Regions from separate parts of the Homo sapiens genome. Here regions 2 and 3 are each linked to region 1. A link is a loop called in an ENCODE intact Hi-C map of the cell type or tissue named here. Cell type or tissue: endothelial cell of umbilical vein. All regions are shown on one strand.

The links. A loop is a pair of places that touch in the nucleus more often than their neighbours do. Peaks named below come from ENCODE experiments on the same cell type or tissue, not always from the same donor. Only the 100,000 strongest peaks of a DNase experiment are listed, where the experiment ranks them.
Region 2: it touches region 1 in a loop (4-fold over the local background); 6 of 110 quality-filtered maps call a loop at or near these places.
Region 3: it touches region 1 in a loop (7-fold over the local background); 19 of 110 quality-filtered maps call a loop at or near these places.

Annotation. Positions count from the first base shown.
Region 1 is chr3:176,659,457-176,667,456 of GRCh38, reverse strand. No RefSeq gene overlaps it. Among named protein-coding and RNA genes, the nearest start is that of LINC01208, 28 kb to the right of the region's middle. In endothelial cell of umbilical vein, no CTCF peak of the experiment used is centred here; DNase peaks (open chromatin) are centred at 2,856, 3,386 and 3,856; H3K27ac peaks cover 2,054 bases.
Region 2 is chr3:175,938,599-175,946,598 of GRCh38, reverse strand. No RefSeq gene overlaps it. Among named protein-coding and RNA genes, the nearest start is that of NAALADL2-AS1, 170 kb to the right of the region's middle. In endothelial cell of umbilical vein, a CTCF peak has its summit at 4,944 (motif pointing right); no DNase peak of the experiment used is centred here.
Region 3 is chr3:176,514,720-176,522,719 of GRCh38, reverse strand. It overlaps MIR7977 (microRNA 7977), which reads right to left and starts at 7,617; the gene lies at 7,569-7,617. In endothelial cell of umbilical vein, no CTCF peak of the experiment used is centred here; no DNase peak of the experiment used is centred here.

The DNA.
Region 1 (8,000 bases):
TTCAATAGCACAAAAGGGTAACTATAGTTAACAATGATTTATTGTATATTTCAAAATAACTAAAAGAATGGAATTGGAGTGTTCTTAACATAAATAAATGATAAATGCTTGAGGTGACACATACCCTAATTATTCTGATTTAATCATTATACATGGCAGCTTATATCAAAATATCACATGTACCCCATAAATATGTGTATTATGTATCCATAATAAACAGAATAATTTTTTTTTAAATTTGCAAAATAATGAAGAAATTAAATGACATGTTTCTATTTTCCTTTTAACTAATTTAAAGGTCCAGTGTGACCATGCATATACTCCTTACAGATAATCATGGACAGACAACCCACTTCTGTAAGCCTCACTGAAGTTTTAAATGTAATTTCCAGTTATTTTAGTATCAGCCTTCGTTTCTTAGTAGAGTCAATAGTGGGAAGAAATCAATCTCCCACAATCTTGGACATTGTTACCAATATCAGGACAGCCTGTCTTACTGCACTAGCATTTAGGAGGGTGGAATATAGAGTACAGGGGTCTTTGTGGCATGAAGACATCCCTAATTCAACTCTAAAATAAGTGCTGTGTGAAGTGAGTAAAAGTGTGAATGGTAGGTCCTCTTTTGATCACATCTTTTTTTTTTTTGAGACAGAGTTTCACTTTTGTTGCCTAGGCTGGAGTGCAATGGCACGATTTTGGTTCACTGCCACCTTCGCCTCCCGGGTTCAAGTGATTCTCCTGCCTCAGCCTCAGGAGAAGCTGGGATTACAGGTGTGAGTCACCACGCCTGGCTAATATTTTGTAGTTTTAGTAGAGATGGGGTTTCACCATGTTAGTCAGGCTGGTCTCAAACTCCTGACCTCAGGTGATCCACCTGCCTCGGCCTTCCAAAGTGCTGGGATTACAGGTATGAGCCACCACACCCGGCCCCCAACCCCCCCTTTTTTTTAACTTTTATTTAAGAGCAGGGGTATAAGTGCAGATTTGTTCCATAGGTAAACTTGTGTCATGGGGGTTTGTTGTACAGATTATTTCACTACCCAGTTATTAAGCCTAGTACCCATTAGTTATTTTTACTGATCCTCCCCTTCTCCTACCACCCATCCTCCGAAAGGCTCTAGTATGTGTTGTTCTCTATGGATCACATCTTTCTTATGAGCCCTACTATTCCATAAGAAAATACTGTTTACATTTTCCATTTACTGGGGTAATTTTCCTAATCATAGAGTCCTAGTCTCTCACTATCATTCTCTTGAGGTGATGTGGTCATATCGCTGCCATCATGTGTTATTTAATTAATTAATTACAAACTACTTGAGTAAATATGTATTGCATGTCTGAAAGATGTTATTTTCTGAGATGGATAACCCTAAAAAAGAAGCAAGTACAGAGGTGTGAAATAATTTTTAAAAATTTCGTTTTAATCATATCAGGCATGAGATGTTCCATTAGATAGCAAAATGGAGGTGTTGAATAGGCATTTGGACATAAGTGTCTAGGGCTGAGGTAAAATATGGGCTGACATATACATTTGGGAGTCATTAGCATACAGATGATATTTAAAGCATAGGAAGGATAAAGTCATCTAGATATTTAGTGTGGATATGGAGGAAAAGTGGCTTAAGGACTGATATCTGAGGGCACATTGGCATTCAGAGATCAGAAAAAGGAAGAAGAGGCAGAGAGAAGTGGCCAAGGTCTTGGAAGGAAAATTAAGAGTATAGTATATTCTGGAAGCCAGCTGGAGACAATGTTTCAGGAAGTATGAAACAATAATGTCAAGTGCTCAGGTGTCAAATAAAATGAAGACTAAGAATTGCCCTTTGGATGTGGCAATGTTGGGGTCATTGGGAACCTTGAGGAAAACAGTTTCTATTAAGAGGGTGCCCTCTATCTTATTTTTAGCAATGGATGATATGATATAAACTACTTTTCAATGGAAGTAACCATACTGGTTTTAGACAAAGGGTGGCCCCTTATTTTATTTAATTTCCTTCGGATAAAAAGCTACTTGTTTAGTCCATGTAAACATTTCTAGTTTGGTGACTGCATTTAGCTGGACTACAGATAAATTAAGCTTGTTTTTATGGCTAGGTTTTTTTTTTTTTTGGAGGGAATCTTTTGATTCAAACTTGGTTCATATACACAGACAACAGGCTGGATATATGATGAAAAGCTGTAAAGCACACATCGGAAACGAAACCCCAATACTGAGTTCTTTCAAACTGTTTTCTTGTTTTAATGAGGGTTTTTCTTTGGTGCTCAAACCCCATTTTTTCATAGAATACTTTCTAGTTAGCAGTGTGATAATAAAGTAAACTTGATTTTTACACACCACTATATGATTGAGATGGCTTTAATTTACATTATTCCCATCTTTTCTGTGGGAGTTGATTAAAAAAAAATCACAAGACAGTAGGGTCATACGCTGCCAGCACGTCCATCACTTACTTTCTAGGCGAGCCACAATTAAGGACTTAGAGTGAGCTAATTATACATCCTAATATTAAATATCTCCAGGAAAGGAGATTAGAAATGTACTAGAAAATTGTAATAGCTTTTCCTGAAACGCAAGCTTTTTCTAATAAATATTGTAATTCCAATTTCAACTCAACTGAGGTCAGACTGAGCAGTCAAAAATAGCTTCTTAATACCATTTGTATATTCTATATCTTTTCCTGGCTCATATTTTAGCCTGTGTGTCAAAACGGAGAAAATGAGTTATGTTGTCTCCCTTTTCCTGTCTCTCACTTTTGCTAAAATAGGACAGCCTGACAATGAGCTAAGCTTTTCAAGGTCAGCACCTAACTGTGCCTCTGTTTCTTCCCTCACAAAACAGTCTGAGAGCCTCCCCTTTGTCATGCCATCTGAATGTTGGGAAGTCTGATTAAATGATCAGATTCTTTAAGCAACAGATATCAGTTGCCTCCTTGTACTAGGGGAAAACGATTAGCTCTATTTGTTACTTGAAATCTATGAAGGAAAAGCTGTTGCGTTATTTGAATTCTATGAGGAAGTTTAGGTAACACATATTCAGCTAACTTCCAGAGAATTTGGTGTTAGTTATAACCAACTAAAAACCTAACCACCTCATTCTGATAGCTTTTCTCTCAGCTCCTTAACATTTATCATGGTGAAAAGCCTTTGAGTAAACCCCTAATGCAATTTTCAAAGACAAAGAAGCTGTGACATTTGGCAGTCAGCTTAATGCATTCTTTTCTTTTTATTTTTTTTAGTTAGCTGTGAGATGAGATAATTTGTGAAATATGGTGTCTGGCAGGATAATCAAATAGGACTGAATTTGGACACATATTTCAATCTCAGCGATTTCTAGTTTTGACTGCAAACATGTTTAAGGGAGTGGTGAAATTTTGTCATTTCATATCCTGTAGATGGCAATGTTGCCCTTGAAAAATAAACACATACATGCTTGTGGTCTGGGCTTCCCAGATGCTGTATTGCTTAATAATGGATAAACAGGAACTTTCATACCAATTCAAGGTATACCGTTCGGAAAATATATTTCAGATGGAGAGAGTACGTATGGAACAGATAAATATCTGTAAGTGTCAGCATTTACATTTAAAATTGTGCACGGTTTTAGAAAATGTTCTGTTTAATTGTGCTCTTTCCTTTCAAGTGATCTCATTTTTCCTTTAATAATGCTTTATTTCAGGTATCATTACTTAGAGTTGTTTTCACATTACTGCAAGATGAAGAATGGCCATGGTTAAAACCTACAGACTTTTTTTGGGTAAATGTACACCATTCAGTGAGCCACAATAGAATCAGAATGACAAAGAGCTCAGGAATAAACCACTGTGGCCTTCTCCATGATTTCCAAGAGCATTTTCTCTTTCTCTGGGCCTGAGTCCTGAGGTTAGTCAGGCATTGAGGTAGGAAGGAAGTGACTGAGAATTTTGTTATTCTCAATCAGCGGATGCAATTTCAAAAGCAGCCAAGAAAGAACCAGATGACAAAGTTTTAATTAAAATATAAACCCTCAATAAGGCAGATATGCTAAATCACTTGCTTCTAAACTGAGATGAAAAATTCAAATGTATGCAAAGGTATACTACAAACTTCCAGGAAGAAAATGTAAACTGAAAAGAATTTCAGCTGTAGAAACCTAGTATTTTGTCTTTTGGACCAAAATATACCTTTTTTTCTGTGGCCAGAGACTGAGGGCACGTGAAGAAACAGAATCATGATCTTATTCTGGTACATTTTCCTTTTTAACCATGAAATCTCAGAATCAAAATATCTTGGCAAATTTAATCCATACAAAGAAGCAAGTATATGCTCTTGATAAGAATGGGAGATTCAGAGTAAGAATGGGCTGGGAATTGGAAAAGAATTTTAAAGTATGATTTGAAAATTTTGGTATAGTATCAGATTGAATGAGAATGAGCCTACTTAGGAATAGAATATATTCTAGGCTTTTTATTTTAACTTAAAACATGCTTCAGGTTTCTGAATATTAAGTTTTGCTCTTAGAAAGTCCTAGCCATGTTTCATTTTCTTGTGTATTTATGTTCTGGCCCTCCTTTTAAAAAAAAATTGACATCATGAGAGGAGGAGTTGTTCAGAACATAGACATTGAGATTGGACAGCTCTGAGCGGATCACTTCAGCCTTGTGACTTGGTGAACATCAGTTATGAACATCAGTTTTAATCTGTAGAGTAGTAAAAATAAGTCTACCTACCTTTTAGGTATTTGGCTTAGAAGAAGTAGTCAATAAATAATGGTGTTTATAATTTTTTTGGTCTGTTAAATGGGCCTTCCTTTTCTTTTTCCTCTTTTGGGGTAAGAAAAATTAGATAGTAACTATTTAATAAATATTTGTAGAAATAAATAGTTGAAACAGTGAATCATTTAATTACTGAAGAAAATTTTTTCAGTGACATTGATATCAGAACATTTGCTCCAACTTCCCTCTCTAAGATCAAGTACAAGACAAAGAGTAACCATGTCTCAGGGGTCTATGATTAAGTCATGCAAAACAGAGAAAGCAAAGCAAAAAAAGGTCAGGGTATTTAAAAAGATATTATGGCATGTCAAGTAGAATCATAGACATTTTCTTATGGAAGAGAATTTCTAGTGAAGGTCATACTGGACTCTGAATTCTTCAGTTTATGAATGGGAACCCATTTTAGCTTTGCATTATGGCCAGGAAAGTGAGACCTCAAACTCAGTCTCAAAAGAAAAGTTAGTAATTTACTTTTGTTATTGTTGTTGTAAGTACGTATATGTTTTCACTTTAAAGCAAAGTGACTACTGAAGTTCTGTTTTATGTAGTAAGTTTATAGAGCTTTACAAAACATTAAAAATCATTGCTAAAGTATCCCGAAGCTGAACGTTTGGGTCTAATAAAATTTCAGATGATGCAAATCTTTGTAAATTAGTTTTTTTTTACTATGAAGTGAATGCTTGAGCTAATGATCACAAATAAATCTAATTTTATAAAACCTGTGCCCAGCTGAAAAATCTGTGATTAAAATTGGATTCTAGATATAAACTCCTCTTCTTTTCCTGGGTTCAATGTATTTTGTGAAACAATCTTCCAATAAAATATAATGCATTTTGATGACTCACCTTTAAGACAAAACAGAAGGCTGGCTTTTCAACTTTTGAAACAAAATGCTGTCTCATGTATATGCCTGATATATAGAATACATTCATTTTTATCAGTAAAAAACACTGGGTGTCTGTAACATTGAGATAATACCTACCAGATATTTGGTATTGTGTTAAACAACTCACGTGGTTGATTTTTCCATGGTTACTTTATGCAGTAAGATAAATATTGTTATTATCCTCATCAACCTTATTTTGAAGAGTCACAGGACTGCTGGAGATGTTAAATAACCGTCCACTGTTTCCAGCCTGAAAGTGATATGCTTGGGCCTTGAACTCAGGCAGTCTAGTAAATAACATGGTAATAGTCCAGAGACTAGACTGTAAATACTGGGCAATCCTACTTCTCTAGCAGATACCTTTCTGTGGAACTTTTGTCAAAACTCTTGCTGACAGAGAGGCTTTTCCACAAGAGTAGATAAGTCTTCGTTTCTTATTCTGGTGCATGTTTGTTTCTCTGCTTATGTTTCTGGTTCTGTATTTCTTAGTCTAAGACTTGCTATATTTCTCCAGAGGTTTCATTACAACATAGGAGGAACATGACATGCCTCCTGAATGGTCCACTTTACTTTAATATTGTGGGGCAAAATGTTATTACTATTACATGCTTGTGGCATAAAATTATTTCCAGCAGAAATAATTAAAAAACACTTGTAATTTAAAAACTTATCATCTTATTCTTTATTTTAATGTGAGCTTGAAGACCAAAAAGTTACATAGCTTGGCTATATTCCTCTGTCTCACTTTATAATTTTTATTAGTGAACTCTTTAAATATTGTATTATCAGTTTTCATAGATGGTCTGATATAATAGGAAACTTTTCTGTTGCATTAAAAAACCCTGCTGTCAAGGTCTTCATTCATTACTTTGTTAAAAGTCCTTGTAAAAATCCCTATGAAAAATTTCTCCAAGAGCTCAGAACTCTACCAATGAGTTCATGGTCTACTTGATGATAAGAGATATGAAATTCATTGTATTGTCCTTTGACCTAGATTGCTAGAAACTTAGAGCTAAGGTTTGAAATCACTTGCTATATTTTTCTGCAGTCAAGACTTTATATAATTTTTCTTTTTAGCTCTCCTGCTACAGTCGTTTTAAATTTTTTTATCATGAGTTAATAGTTTTGGGTTTATTTATATGCTTTTATTTCAAAGAATCCCAAATCTTTTACAAAAATTAAAAGGGTACGAAAGGGGTGAGCAATAATACATATAGAAATAAATATTGTTATGTGCATTTATTTTTCTAGTACAAGTGAGAATAATTTTCTTCAATGGGATAAAACTTCAATGTATGCTTGACAACTTATTTTTGTAAATTTTCATTTTTGATGCATGGATATCATAGTTGTGTAATGACCTTCCACAAACCAAACTTTATAGTAAAAATAAAAATTTTTAGGGCATATTAAGATTTTGGTTGTTGTTTCTTTATCATGTAGCTAAATGTTGGACAGAATAAGCATTAAGTAGATATTTCAGTCCAAAAAATATTTTAAAATTATGATAAAAGAAAGGGAGATTATTTTATATTCTCTATTGATTGTGAATACCGTGTCTCATTTTATTAGATGTTCTGTCTCTTAAGAAGTTTCCGCAACTCAAGGAGGTAACCTACCTTTCTATATGTTTTCCTTAATTAAAATTTGTATTTCATCTCCCAAGTTGTGGAAAATATGATATTGTTACAATATTATACAGAATCTTTTCCCCCATAACTATGTGTGAGATAAAGGGCAATTCTTTACATTCTGAATTTCTCATGGTTCAGTGTCATATTTCCCATTTATGAAATTTAGAAGTATATTTATTTAATTTGTGATTAAATCCTACCAATTTTCCAAAACTCTTAAAGAAGGTGATTTTTTACCTGTTGCTCAACTTATGTAAATCTACATTGTGAAGGAAAAAGTTATAAACATGCAAAGTAAGATAATTCCAAAATGTGCAACAGAAATCAGTTCTGAAAGCATCATGACATTGGGGGATGTTTGAAATAAGTTGGCATTTATCTATGTCATCAATGCTTCATGAAATTCTGACTCATTTCATTAGTAAAAATATCTATCCAGAATGTCAATAAAGAGTGCTGAGAGCATTTGTGAAATGCCATTGACTTTTACAATTGCAAGAAATCCATCTCCCTAAACATGAATTGTGCTATGTCTGTGTGTCTTCCAATAAACATCTCCCCATCAAATAATTTCAATGTCAGTAAATAGAATGAAACACAAAAATCTCTTGTGTCTATTCTCTCTTTCAGAAGAAAAACTCTGACCTTGCCACATCTATAGAAAGTTAATATGCATGGAAAAATTCAATACAACTCTTTTGGCTAGAACTGTAGCTTTAGTTTACCTTT
Region 2 (8,000 bases), 720 kb after region 1:
TCAATTAAACCTCTTTCCTTTATATATTACCCAATGTCAGGTAGTTCTTTACAGCCGTGTGAAAATGGACTAATACAGTCACAGTAATGAACCAATGTTATACACTATTTTAAATAATGTCCATACTTAGACTTCTTGTTTTCACCTAATGTTCTTTTTTGACTCTAAAATCTTACCTGGATATCACATTACATTTTGTTTTCATGTCTCTTTAGGTTCCTTGGCTTTGACAGTTTTTCAGACTTTCCTTATTTTTGATAAAATTGAAAGCGTTCATGAATACTGGTCAGGAATTTTGCTTTATGTCTTACTATTGAAATTTTTCTGATGTTTTTTCTCATGGTTAGACTGGGCTTTCAGGTTTTTGAAAAGAATACAGAGATAAAGTACTATTTTCATCACATCAAAGGTAAATAATATCAAAGACTTATCACTATTGGTGGTAACATTGAAAAACTGGTTGAGATAGTATTTTTCAGGTTTCTCCACTGTAGTTACCTTTTTCCCTTTTTTAGACTGTACTCTTTTGAAGAGTCATTATACACAGCCAACACTTATTAGTGAGAACTTATGCTCAGGATATCTGCATATATAATTTGAAATCCTTCCACATGTGAGTTTTTCTATTCTACACCATTTATTTATGTATTCAATCAGTTGTTTATATTATTATGGAGGCAGGGATATTTATTTTATTATTTAGATTACAATCCAATTCCACTTTGTTGTTGTTGTTGCTCAAATTGTTTCAGCTTTGACTTTTTGGAACTCTAAGTTGATTCCATTTTTCTTTAGACATACCCCAAATATTTGTGACTATAGCCATGTGGCTTCATTTCTGGGTTCTTTATTCTGTTCTATTGATCTATGTGTCTGTTTGAATACTAGTACCATGCTGTTTTGGTTACTATAGCTTTGTAGTATAATTTAAGGTCACGTAATATGATGCCTCCAGCTTTGTTCTTATTGCTGAGGATTGCTTTGGCTATTTGGGATCTTTTTTAGTTCCATGTGAATTTTAGGGTTTCTTTTTCTAATGATGTGAAAAATGACATTGGTATTTTGATAGGAATTTCATTGTATCTGTAGACTGCTTTGAGCTGTATGGTCACTTTAATGATACTGATTTTCTTCTGATCCATGTACATAAAATATTTTTCCATTTATTTCTGTCACATACAATTTTTTTCATCATTGTTTTGTAGTTTCTTTGTAGAGATCTTTTATCTCCTTGGTTAAATATATTCCTATATTTTTGAGTTTTTTATCCTTGGTAAATGGGATTGACTTCTTGATTTTGTTCTCAGCTTGATCATTACTGGTGTATTGAAATGCTATTGATTTTATATCCTGAAACTTTACTGAATTTATTTATCAAATCTAGGAGTCTTTTGGTGGAGTCTTAGGGTTTTCTTATCATATCATCAGCAAACATGATAATTTGACTTCTTCATCCCCAATTTGGATGCCTTTTCTTTTTACCTGATTACTTTGGCTAGGGCTTCCAGTACTGTGCTGAATGGGTGTGGTGAAAAATGGGCATTCTGGTCTTATTCCAGTTCTTATAAGTAATGCTTTCAACTTTTCCCCATTCAGTATAATGTTGCTTGTGAGTTTGTCATAAATGGTTTTTATTATTTTCAGGTATGCTCCTTCTATACCTAGTTTGTTAAGGGTTTTTATCATGAAGCCATGCTGTATTTTATCAAATGCTCATTCTGCATCTATTGAGATAATCATATGGTTTGTGTTTTTTATTCTGTTTACGTGGTGAATGACATTAATTGATTTGTGTATGTTGGACCATCCATTCATCCCTAGAATAAAACCAAACCGATTATGGTATATTATATTTTTGATGTAACGTTGATTTCAGTTTGCTAGTATTTTCTTGAGGATTTCTGCATGTATGCTCATCGGGAACTTTGGTCTGTAGCTTTCTTTTCTTCTTGTGTCCTTTTCTGGTTTGAGTATCATGTTGATATTGAATTTATGTAATAAGTTACGGGGAATTCCCTCCTTCTCAATTTTTTCAGAACAGTTTCAGTAAGACTGGTACCAGTTTTTCGTACATCTGGTAGAATTCAGCTGTAAATCGGTCTGTAGCCGAGCTTTGATTATTGAGGGATTTTTCATTATTGATTCAATCTTGCTACTGGTTATTGACCTGTTCAAGATTTCTATTTCTTCTTTGTTCACTTTTAGGAAGTTGTATGTTTCCAACGATTTATCCATTTCCTCTAGCTTTTCTAGTTTGTGAGTGTAGAGCTACTCATAGTAGTCTCTGATGATGGTTTTTATTTCTGTGGTATCAGTTGTAATGTCTCCTTTTTCATTTCTCATTGTGTTTACTTGAATCGTCTATCTTCTAGGTTTGTCTATCCAGAAGTCTATCAATTTTGCTCATCTTTTCAAAGAAGCTATCTTTTGTCTCATTAATCGTTGTATTTTTTGTCTCAATTCCACTTAGTTCTTCTCTAATCTTTGTTATTTCTATACTTAACCTAGCTTTTTGGTTTGTGCACTGTTATTTTTCTGTTTTCCTAAGGTGTGATGTTAGATTGTTAATTTGTGATTTTTTCCATTATTTTGATGTGGGCATTTACCACTATAAACTTCTCTCTTCACACTGCATTTGCTGTATCCAAGAGGTTTTGGTGTATTTTGTCTCCCTTTTTTTTCATTTCAAAAATGTTTTAATTTTTGTCTTAATTAAATCCTTTACCCAAAGATCATTCCAGATAACCGTGTTTATGTCCATGGAATTGGTCTCAAGTTTTATTCCACTGTGGTTTCAGAAGATGCTTGGTATGATTTCAATATTAAAAATTTATTGAAACTTGTTTTATGGCCTAATATATGGTCTATTTTTGAAAAATATTCCATGTGTTGATGAGAATATATATTCTGTGGTTGTTGCATAGAATGTTCTGTAAATGTCTGTTAGGTCCATTTGATAATTGAGTTTAATTTAAGTCCAGTGTTTGTTTCTTGATTTTCTGTTGTGATGATCTGTCTAGTGTTGTCAGTAGGGTGTTGAAGTCTCTCACTGTTATTGTTTTTCTGTATTTCTTAGATCTAGTCATATTTGTTTCACAAATCTGACTGTTCCAGAGTCAGATGTATACATATTCAGGATTGTTATAGCTTCTTGTTGAATTGATCTTTTTATCAATATATAATTGTTTATCTTTTTTACTGTTTTTGACATAAAGTCTGTTTTATCTAATCCAAGTATAGCTATTCTTGCTTGCTTTTGGTTTCCTTTTTCATGGAATATCTTCTTCCAACCCCTCACCTTCAGTCTATAAGTGTGTTCACCAGTAAGGTGAGTTTCTTGTAGGCAGCATATGGTTGGTTCTTTTCTTTTATACATTTTACCAATCTATACCTTTTAATTGGAGCATGTACTCTTTTTACATTCAAGATTACTATGGCCATCTGAGGTTTTGTACCTTTCATAATGCTAATTGTCATATAGTTGCTTTGTAGATTTTTTGTTTCTTTTTTTTTTTTTTTTTTTTTTTGCTGTTTATCTTTGTGGTTTGGTGAAGTTCTTTTACGTTGCCATTTCATTTCTTTCTCTTCCTCGTTTAACTGTCTTATAAGATCTGTGAGTTTTATATTTCATGTGTTTTTGTGATGACTAGTATTGACTTTTTGTTTCCATGTTTAGAACTCCTTTGCACACTTCTTGTAGTACCAATGACAAATTCTCTCATCGTTTTCTTGTTTGGTAAACACTTTACTTCTCCTTCATTCATGAGGTATATTCCAGCAGAATACAAAATTTAGAGTTGACAATTTTGCTTTTTTTTTAAGCACTATGAAAATAGAATCCCAATCTCTTGTGGCTTGTAAAGTTTTTGTTGGGAAGTTCATTGTTGGTCTGATGGAGTTTTCTTTGTAGATGGCTGGATATTGCTGATTTTAGTTTTAGTTTTTTAGGTTTTTTTTTAAATCTAGTTTGACCTTAGACAATCTGATGACTATATATCATGATGAGGATCTTCTTTCAATGCATTTTTCTGAAGTTGTTGATCCTCTTGTATCTGAATGTCTAGATCTCTTGTTAGAATAGGGAAGTTTTCCACAAATTGGTTTTTAAAATTTTTTGTTTTTTCTTCCCCCTCAGAAATATTTATGCTTCATAGGTTCAGATATTTAAGAAGTCCTACACTTCTTGAAGGCTTCATTCATTTTTTAAACATTATTTTTCTTCATCTTTATGTGATTGTATTTTTGAATTTTTGATTGAATTTTTGAAAACCTGTATTCAAGTTCTGAGATTCTTTCTCCTATTGTTGAAGCTTTCAACTCGACTTTATAATTTCTTCAGTTATTTTTTATTTCCATAAGTTTTATTTTTTAAAAAATATCTACCTCATGGGTAAATTTCTATCATAGCCTAAACCATATCCTCAATTGATATTCTGATTTATTTGTATTGGTTTGCATCTCACTGAGTTTCTTTAAAGTAAATATTTTAAATTATTTGTCTGCTATTTCAAAATTTTCATTTTGGTTAGGATCCATTTCTAGAAAGTTAGAGTGATTCTTGGTGGTGGTGTAACACCCAGTTTCTTCTCCAGAATTGTTATGCTGGTTTCTTCTCATTTGGAAAAATGTCACTTCTTATTTTATAATTTAGTTTTATTTAAATGGGATTTTTATTTTCCCACCTTAAGGATGTGACTATATTGTCTGTTGAATAGGATCATTTGGCTTTGCTTCTGGGTGCTTTCACTGGCAAGTCCCTGTATGAATTCTTTGGTTATAGATAGCCTTAGTGGCTTTCTCAAACACCAGTTGTACTAGTAGTGTACTGAACATGTGAACAGGCTCATGGCCTCCTGTAGGGCAGGGTTGACAGAGGTCTTAAAAAGCTTATTTCATTTCTAAGAGCTGTGTACTTCTGGCAGCAGATTTTGTATTGGGTTGTGCAGTTCAACCTCCAGGCCAGTAGGTGGCACTTTCAGGTAAGAGTTGGCTGCAGCAGTTGGCAGTAGGGTTGATGCTTGATCTTTGTTTACCAGGAAAAGCTCTCCACAGCCTCAGGCAATGGGTTGGCCCATAAAATGCAGAGTGTCCAGGGCTCTGTACTCAGCCCTGAGGTGTGGGAGTGATGCTGGGTGGAGCTGGACTGGGCTGGCCTGCCTTAGGGTCCTGCAATGGCAGGCACAAGCACCATTTGTGATACAGGTGGCAAGGAAGTTGTATAGACTGTATTATTTTCTTGGATACAGATAGTCTTATTGTGGTGGCTTTCCCAAATGCCTGGTGTAGTCGTAACGTACCCTGTGGGGGAGCAGACTCAAGTCCCTCTGAGTAGACAGGGTGGTGTGAACAACGGAGGTGGCAGAGGTCATGCAAATCTCTTCTCTTTTTCAAATGTTGTGCAATTGTCTCAGCAGATGTAAAAAACAAAACGGGCTTTGCAGGTTTGTCTCCTAGCCAGTAGGTGGCACTTGCAGGTGAGAGCCAACTGTGATAATGGCAGTTGGGCTTTTGCTTGACCTTTGTTAACCGGAAGTACTGAGAAGCTGCAGGCAATAGGCTGCGCTGTGGGACTTCCAGGAGTCCGAGTCCCATGCTCTGCCTCTGAGGCTGGTGGCTGGGGTAAAGCTGGGCAGGGCTGAGCCAGGCAGGGCTGTACTCAGGCTCCCCAATGGTAGGTACAAGCAACGGCCATAACATGGATCAGAAGGCAGTGCTCAGGCCACTGGGGCAATGCTTCAAGGAGGAGCATAACAACTTATTTTGTGCCAAAGAGTCAGCATGGGAAAAGAGAAGCAGTTTGTGTTCCACAACCTAGCAGATGGTAGTGACACCTGCCTCACTCCCACACCCTTGACCCAGCAAGGCTCCCTCCCATAACCCACTCCTGGCAGCAAGCTGAAACAGTAAGTCAAGACACAAGCAATCTGTCTTCAGATTACAAAACTGTCCTATGCCACAAAACTCCCTGCCAGGGACAAAAACTTGGACTCCCAGGCCACACCCCTCCGACTCCAGTCCTGCATCCTGCAGTGGGACTGCCCAACGCTTATGCCCGTGTTTCAAACCCATGCTACACTCATCTCTCAGATCTGGCCATGGGGCTCTTCCTCCTCTTAAGACTAGATTGCAAATCTCATTCTTGAGATTCTCTAAACCGATGACTAATGCTTGTTCTGGATGACAGATTTCCGCACAGCCCCCTATGAGTTAAGATCAGGAATGATCTCCTATTAGCATCAAGGTCTGGGAGCATGTGCAAAGTACTTCCTGCTGCCTCTTCTCACAGTCTCTTCACTGATCCCAGAATTGTATCAGTTGGAAGAGTCAAGGAGCTCCTCTGTGGCCTGGATTGCCTGACTCCCAAGTGGAAATGTATACTGTGAAGATACTCTTCCCCTCTCAGGAACTTGGAACTCACAGTTTTCCGTCAGACCCACAGTGTGGTCTGCTGCCCACCATATTTTTCAAAGTATCCAAAGTTTGTTTCATTTTTATGTTGAGCTTCCTATTCTTTCCTTGATCACAATGTGAATCTCTGCACACTATTTTGCTATTTCCAAGTGAATGAGGTTCGCTAACAAAGCCTCTATGCCTCCATCTTGGAGAAAAAAAAGCTAAGTATCGATATATTTTGTTTTCATTTTTATTTACTTCAAAATTTTAAATTTTTACTGAGACTTCTATTTTGACCTCTCACTTATTTAGAAATGTGTCAATTTTCAGATATTTGGAGCTATCTCAGTTATCTACATGTTACTGACTTCTATTTGAACTTCATTGTAGTATGAGAACATACTTTGTATTAATTCTATTATTTTATATTTTTAAGATGTCTTTTATGGCCCAAATGTGGTCAACCTTGAAGAACGTTCCATGTGATCATGAAAAAAATATATATATATTCTGCCATTGTGGATGTACTTTGCTAAACATGTCAACTAGATAAGTTAGTGATAGAGATGTTCAGTTTAAATATATTTTCATTTTCTGCTTGTTGCATCTGTCAATTACTAATGGGTAAGTGCTGAAATCTACAGGTATAATAGTGCCTCTGTTAGCCTATTTCTCCTTCAGTTTTATCAATATTACTGCATGTATTTTAATGTTCTCTTGTATGAGGCATACACATTTAGGATTGTTATGTCTTTTTGGAAAATTAACCCTTTTATCATTAGATAAAGCTCTGTAGCCCTAATAATCTCTATCTTTCCTGATGTCTGCTTTGTCTGAAATTAATGTAGCTCCTTTGCTTTCTTTTGATTAGCACTTTGTGTGTTTATCTTTTTACTTTTAACCCAGATGTATCTTTATATATTTAAAATGGGTTTCTTGTAAGTGACATATAGCTAGGTTTGGTTTTGTTATCCTCTTCAACAATTTCTATCTTTAACTGGTATATTTAGAACATTAACATCTAAAGAGATTATTGAGTGATATAGTTGGATAACTATCTACTATGTTTATAACTGTATTCTATTTCTTGTAGTTTTTTCCTAGTTTATTTTTTCCTTCCAATTTTTCTGAATTCTGTGATTTTAACTGACCATGTATAATATTTAATTTATATCATATATTAGTGTATTAATTGTACTTCTTTTTTTAAAAAAAAAAATGATCACTGTAGAATTTACCAAATAAAATGTAAGTTAATCTGTCTTTACCTCAAACAACCCTGTACCACTTTATGTGTAATGGATATTGTGTTAATTCATTCTCACACTTCTATAAAGAAATACGTGAGACTGAGTAATTTATAAATACAAGAGGTTTAATTGGCTCACCATTCTACAGGCTATACGAGAAGCATGATGGTTTCTGGGGAGGCCTCAGGAACTTTCAAGCATGGCAGAAGGTGAAAGCATTAGCAGGCATATTTTACATGGCTGGAGCAGTAGGAAGAGAGAGAAAGAGGGAAGGTACTGTGTCCAGAATTGGTGGGTTCTTGGTCTCACTGACTTCAAGAATGAGGCCGCAGACCCTCGCGGTGAGTGTTACAGCTC
Region 3 (8,000 bases), 140 kb after region 1:
TTAAAGAGACTGTGCTGACTAAACCAAAAATAAAAGATGTGGCAATTACTCATTGAATGCAAGTAATTTAGAAACCAAGTCACTCATATCTAAAAGTGAAAATCTGTACTTATAAAATCCTGTCTATGTTAATCCAAAACATGCAGACAGTGTTGAAACATACATATAACCAGTGTGCCCATAAGACACTAGAATTTGAATTATTTGAAGATAATGATGCTCAAAGAAGTCAAATATTCAAACTAAAATATTTAGTGTCATATATTGGCCCTTTACTAATTGCTGTAATATATTCTATCTTTTAATCCTTGCAATCACCCACTGAGTACTGCCATTTACTTGTAGAGAGTGAAGCACAGAGGTGTCCCATAACTGGTATAAGGTCACAGAACTTGGTTGGAAGAGCTAGCATTGAAATCATCCCCAACAAAATTTTATAAAATCAATTAAGAAAAAATATAAAATAACATCCTATTAGGCTTCCAGCAGCAATCGCTAAGCCAGCTTGCCCTTTAGCTCACTTCCTTGTAGCTGGTTGCCACTTACTAGCTAGCCCAGGAAAACGTATCCCTTGTCACAAGACTCTTTGTTCTTTTTCAGTTCTAGACATAAAATCAAAGACATAGTGAAATGACAGGCATTCTGTTTGAGCTTCTTCTTTAGGTTCTGCATATTAATGGATGCCAGCTGGTTTGGAAGGCCTAGTAAGAAGCTGACTCATGGAGGAATGCAGTTACCATATCCTGATAGTTTCATCCCCCTTAACCCTGACGAATTGATGACCCCAAATTTTCCAGCCTCTCACCCTCCACAAATCCCCTTAAAAGCCTTTGCTCAGGACCCCTCAATGAAACGGATTTGAGCACTTGAGAGAATTCTTCCCATTTCCTTGTTTGGCACCTTGCAGTTATTAAACTCTTTCTCTGCTGCATCCCCACTGTCAGTGAATTGGCCTGCTGCTATGCAGCAGACATACAAACCTGGCAGCCGTTTAATAGAATTTATGCAGGAAGACTTAGTCCTCAACCTCTCTAGCCGTATTGCAGTTAAATCTCCTCTTAGACACATTTTTGTGAAGTGAGCAACTGGAAGGGAAATGGAAATATGTAGATAGATTCCAGTAATAGCTTAGTGGTAATATTTTGAGGGGTAATGTCAGCAGCCTATTGTAACACAGGCAAGAGTTGTGAAAAGCCTGTCTTCATCTGAGGTCTCCATGGTCTCACTGGGCTTTGCCTCCTCCTTTCAGGCCTTTTGTTCTGCCTTGGCTTATATCTCTGATAATGTCTTCAATTGCTGTGCTTTGGTTAATGGAGGTTGTTATTTTTAAGATTTCAACAACTGAAAATTAATACTCTTTAAGAAAATCTTTTTTGTCTTTTTTATTTTGTGTGAAAGTATCAAATATTCTTACCCTTCATCTGCACTGTTCTTGTAAATGGCACATGTTCTATTTAGTACGATGTACATTGTTTGATGTTCTATTTGCCATTAATATTTTTTTCACTGTTTTGGAGTGTTTTTTTAAAAAACTCAAGAAGCATTCATCATAATCTGGGCCTTGAAAAATACTAACACCTTCTTATTACGGTTACCAATATGTAAATTATGTGAAGGAAATAAAAATATTTCACACCAAATTATGGCTCCCTGGTACAATGAAAGTTTTAAATTAAAAATTATTAGAGATCAACAAGTGTTTTAAGAGACTTTTCCCCTATCTACATAAAGATAGGACTGACTCACCAAGAACAACTGGTCCTGTTCCCCACCCTGTTATCTCATTATCTGTTGCAGAAAAGAGGACCCAGGGTATAACCACACCTGTACAGACTCTTTTTCAAGAAAATGACTGTTTCCAAGGATCATTTAAATACTATAAGTAACTATTTACAAGTTAGTTTCTGTTCCCTGATGCAATTTTTCTCCCTGGTAATCATTTACTGCCCCTCAATATAATTCATCTTCTCCCATTCCTCTAACCTGTTTGCCAGGATCTGAGCCCCTATTCTTTCCGTAACCTCAACGTGGTATCTAAGCTTCCGCATCTCATTGGGAAGTTGAGTCTTCATTCTGAAGGCTGCTGTGCATACAGGTTAAATAAATTTGTAGTCTTTTCTCCTATTAATCAATCTGCTTTGTGTCAGTGATTTTTCAGTCAGCCTTTACAGGTCCAAGGGCCTTCACCCTCATGGATGAAATAAATGTATTTTAAAAATACATTTTATTAGCACTAAAACTTATTTTTGTTTCATTCTGATCTGAAAAATCCATAAACACAGCATGAGTAGCAACTTCTTTCATTTAATTAAAGCCATAATTTTGTATGTAAAAAAAATCCATAGTATAGCCACATATCTAGATTGTAACAAATATCCAAATTGTGGAGTTTCGAGAAGGTTTAATGCACTGGTATTAATGGAATGTTTCCCCGACACTATTATTATTTAGAAAATTTCATTCCTATCACATCTTACCTTTGTTTTAACTAGCAGTTAATGAATAATGAATAATGGATGTGAAAGACATTCCTTTACTTAAAATGAGAAAAGCCTATTAATAAATAAAAACATAAAATTAGGTGTGAAGCAATAACACATTCAATAATTAGCAATATACTGTTATACATTAATTTCTACAGCAACTAACCAGAAGCTGAATAATTTAGCTTAGGAATGATATCACCTACTTTCTTTGGGCAAAACCTAAAAATTTGTTCTTATAGGATGTCTTCCAATGGCACTAGCTGTCAGAAATAGGCAAGATTGATGAGACAGAATTCTGGAGTTCAATACGTTTGACAAGAGAAAAAAAAGAAAACTACCTCCCTTTAATATTGGGGTCAGGTCATCAAATTTTTGTAAATAGTCTCAGAATATACAGACTGGCATAATTTTTAATTAAATATTAACATGTTCTACTATAGAACAATTTAGAGATTTTAAAGTGTTTACAGGTGAATTAACTGATCCATTCTCAAAATAATCATTTGCGGAAGGAAGACATGTGTTAATTGTTCCATTTTATGGAACAGGAAATAAAGACTTAGAGATGTTCAATAGTAGTTTTCTTACAGTGGAATGGTTCAGAAGTAAGTGAGATGGATTTTTATTAGTCTATAATCACTTAGAGATTTTAATTATTATCATGAGATGAAAATCCTAGTCAAACACTTTTGGAAAAGTGAAAAAAGAAAGTTATGTTTGGAAAAAGAAGGGAAAAAAATTATAAGGGACTTTGGAGAGAGAGCTGCAGTTATTTGAAAATCAAAGATACTTTTTAATGGGAAGATCCATGCTGGAGCAGTGTCAGTATTGTGTCTGTTGTTCATTAGGCTCTGTTATAAGGGGAGGGGTGGGAGATTCTGAATGCTCATCATCACGCCCAAAGGAAAGGATGGGGTGAAGCTGCTCTGGAAGTGGGCTAATGCTTTCGGGAGTGCTGAAAACTCAGGTTCCTACCCTTCATCCCATGAGGAGCAGAACTGATTGCTTTCCCTATTTTGTATGAAAATGTAGATAGGAAATGTTGCTCTCCTCTTAGTTGATTATACTGCTAAGGTAGATTAAATCATTGCATTTAATCATCAATGGACTTTTTGTATTATAATTATGCATCCATGTCTTTTGATATGCAACTTTGCAGTGCTACCCACTGAAGAAGGTATATTTTCCCACCTGCTAAATGTTGAGCTTGACCATGTGATTTACTGCAGCCACTGGAATGTTGGTAAAGTGAAAAGTGGCCTGTTAGGGGCCAGATTGAGTGGTATCATGTGTTTCTTCTCATCGTCTGTGGTCTTACCAATTGCTATGAGAAAAAGTAGTAGGTAGATACTGGTCTAAGGTGAATGTGTATTTACTTGAACCTAACCCACTGCCTGGTGCTCAGCCTACCCATTCAGAGCCAACTCATTAAACTACAGAAAACCAATACCCAATGTAAGCCATTGAGTTTTGAGTGGTTTGTTATGTAGTGCCAGGGCAGTAATAGCTAGCTAATATAATCACCATCCATTTAGTATTCCAAGCCAGAAACCCGGGCATCATAGCTGTTGAGTTTTGTTTATAAGAAAAATCATGCTATGATTTTAAAAAATACATTATTATTATAAAGAATGTATGTAATAAAGAGAATTTTAAAAAGAAAAACAAGCATAAGATGCCAATTTCCTACTGCACAAGAAACAACTATCTTCAACATTAGGTGAGCATCATTGTAGACATACATTTTCTTTTCTATAAGCTTTTTAATTTTATAATAGTATTAAATATACAGAAAAATTACAAAAATAATACTGAGAATTCCTTTATACCCCTCATCCTGTCTCCTCTATGTTAATATCTTAGATTATCATGGTACGTTTATCAAAACAAAGAAACCAATATTGACACATTACTAGTAATGACACTGAACAACTTATTCAACTTATCACTATTTTCCTCTAAGATTCCAGAATCCCATGCTGGATACCATATTGCATTTAGTCATCACGTATCCTTAGCCTACTCTGGTCTGTGACAATTTCTCAGACTTTCCTGATTTTTTTTTTTAATTTAACCATTTTGAGGATTACTGATCAAGTATTTTGTAGACTGTTCTTCAATTGGGATTGGCTGATCTTTTCCTCAAGGGTAGACTAGGGTAATGGGTTTTGCAGAGGAAGAATACATGAGCAAAGTGTTGTCAACACAGTAGATCCAGGTGCAAGCTATCAACATGACTGACCATTGATGATGTTAACCTTCACCATCAAACCAAGTTTGTGTTTGCCACAATTCTCCACTGTGAAGTTATTCCTTCAATTTCCATACTCTACTTTTTAAAACGGATATCTATGTTTACATACTTTTTGTCAAAATAATACATGCATATCAATTTGAAAGAAATAGAATTTCAAAGCTTTAGAAAACATTCAGTGGTTAAGCTCTATCATTCTCATCACAGAAGCAACTACTTTTGATGATTCTCCATTCCCACCCCAAGAGCTAGTTAATCACAAACCTATTTTCTGTCTCTACAGATTTTTCTTTTCTGAAAATTTCATATAAGTGGGATCTAATAATATGTGATCATTTGATCTGGCTTCTTTTGCTCAGTATAATGCTTTTATAATTTTATCCATATTATGACATATGTTCATTTTTTTATTGTTGACTAATATTTCACTCAATGGATATACCAATTTTTGTTTATTCATTTATAAGTTAATGAACATTTGAATGGTTTCTATATTTAGGCTCCTGTGAATGCTTCTATGAACTTTGAGATGTAAGTCTTTCTGTGGAAATAACTTTCACTTCTCTTGGGTAGGTATTTAGGAGAGAAACTATTAGGTCACATAGTAAGTTCATGTTTAAGTTTTTAAGAAGCTGCCAAACTATTTTCTGACTGCCTGTATCATTTTACATTTCCATCAGCAATATATGAAGTTTCTCCATTTCCCTACCAACTTTTGTTATTTTTGTCTGTCTTTTATGTTTATAGTTATTCAAATGCGAATGAACTGGTATCTTACTATAGTTTTAAAGGGTACTTACCTAATAATTAATGATGTTGAATGTCTTTACATGTGCTGATGAGTCTTTTTATTCTTTTTTGTAAATTGTCTATTTAATTTTTTTGTTTAAGTTTTTATTGAGCTTGTTGTCATCTATTTGGTTCTTTACATATTCTGGATGTAAATGCCTTATCAGAAACATATTGCAAATATTTTCTTCCAGTCTGTGGATTATCTTTTCATTCTGTCAGCTATTTCTTTAGAAGTACCCAAGATTCTAATTTTGATGACCAATTTGACTATAGTTTATTTATTTTAATGGATTGTGGTCTCAATGTTATATTTAAGAAATTATTGACTAGCCAAGGTCAAAAAGATTTTCTCCTGCATTTTCTTCTAAAAGTTTTACAGTTTTAGCTCTTACATTTAGATCTTTGATCCATATTGAGTCAATTTGTGTGCATAGTTTGAGATAAAGGCCTAAATTTATCCTTTCTGCATGTTGGATATTCAATAGTCCTAAAATTAGTTGTGGAAAAGACTGTCCTTTCTCATTGAATTGGCCTGGCAAATTTTTTGAAGAAAAAGTTGACACAATTAGAAGGCTTTACTTCTGGACTCTCAGTTCCATTACCTTATTTATAGGCCTATCTTTATGTCAGTACCACACTATTTTGATTTCTATAGCTCCATAGTAATTTTATTTGTTTGTTTGTTTATTTATTTATTGAGACAGGGTTTCGCTCTGTCCCTGGGCTGGAGTGCAGTGATGTGATCTAGGCTCACTGCAACCTCTGTCTGCCAGGCTCAAGCCATCCTCCCACCTCAGCCTCCTGAGTGGCTGAGACCACAGACATGTGCCACCATACTTGGCTAATTTTTGTATTTTTTGTAGAGATGGGGTTTTGCCATATTGCCCAGGTTGGTCTTGAACTCCTGAGCTTAAGTAATTCACCTGCCTAGGCCTCCCAAATTGCTGGGATTACAGGTGCGAACTGCTATGCCTGGCCTACAGTAATTTTAAAATCAGAAAGCTCTTTTTGTTTAATTAACGAAACTTCTTTTAAGACAACGATAAGCTTTAAACATTTTCTTTTTTATATTATCTCTCTCCTCCAGTTTTTGTTTTGTTTTGTTTTGTTTTCCCAGTACTTTTCTTTCACAAAAGAAGCCTTCTTCAACTGTTAATTCTTGCTTATCTTCTCACGTTTAAAGACGGAGATTTTAAAAACTGTTTGAAGCTCTGAACGCATAGGTAAGACTGGTATACTTTGAGCTTCATTGCAGGATGATGTTTCAACTATAGTCACTGTTTGAGCATAAGTCAGGGAATAATTTATAAAATATTTGGCAACATTAAAATAATATGTCTTCTTTACTGGGAGAAATCTGCCACTGATTTTCTAAGCGAAGAAGCAGAAAGCACATGGGAAAAAATGATGTCACTGCCATCTTGACACGTTTGAAATCACAAATTATAGAAAAGTTGTATTCCTGATCGAAGAATCACTAGTATTACAGGAGTTATTAAGAAATTATTTTAGGCAGCAAGAGAGGGGAAAAGAGTCCTTGGTAAGGCTTTTTCTTTTAATAAAAAAGCAAGCCCCAAAACATTTCTTTTCTAACAGAAAGTGGCCTGAAAAACCAGACCTGCAAGCATTGATATGCAAATGCTGGTGGCTAGAAGCCAGGTCCAACCAATATGGTGGTTCCCGTGACTTTTTCTTTGTTGCCACGTATGCAGAACATCATGGTGACCAGCCAGGTAGCCATATGTGCATATTTAAAGGCTAGGGTGGGAGAGCTGGCTTTTTTGCAGGCTATGTGAATGACACACCTGGTCAAACCAATCCCCTGGCTCCTATGCAAACCAAACACCACGTCGTCCAGCCTCCCAATATAACCGACTGCTTTCTGCTACATGTGGGGTTTTCCATTTGGAGCCCTCCTCCCTCTGTATGAGGGAGCTGTTTTCTTCTTTCTTGCCTATTAAACATTCCACTCCTTAAACCACTCCACGTGTATCCGTGTCGCTAATTTTCTCCGTGCGAGAACAAGGACCTTGGGTGTTTCTCCAGACAACAGACCCATATCATTTTTGGTGCGTTGGCTGGGAAACCAAGGTACAATATCCATTGGGGTTGGTGAGCAGAAGAGCAAACTCAAAACCTGTCCTTTCATTCCGAGGCTCTTGGCTTCCATTTTAAAATCAAATCAAATCAATAACAGCATCTGTCAACCATCTAGATATGCTTAGTGTGGCTGCCATTCTTAAAGACTCGCATGTCAGCCTTGCTGGGGAGAACATGAAGACCCCCCTCCCTCCAATACCCTGGGTCATTGGGAATGTTGGCCGTGCTTCAAACCAGCTTTTCTGTTCATGGGGAAAATTAGCCATTGCATAAGGCGGGGAAAAGTTCTGAAGCAACTGAGAATTTCTGGCCAGGGCATTTCCTAGTGTTATTCAAAAGCTTCTGGACCGGACTCAGCCTCCAGCAGC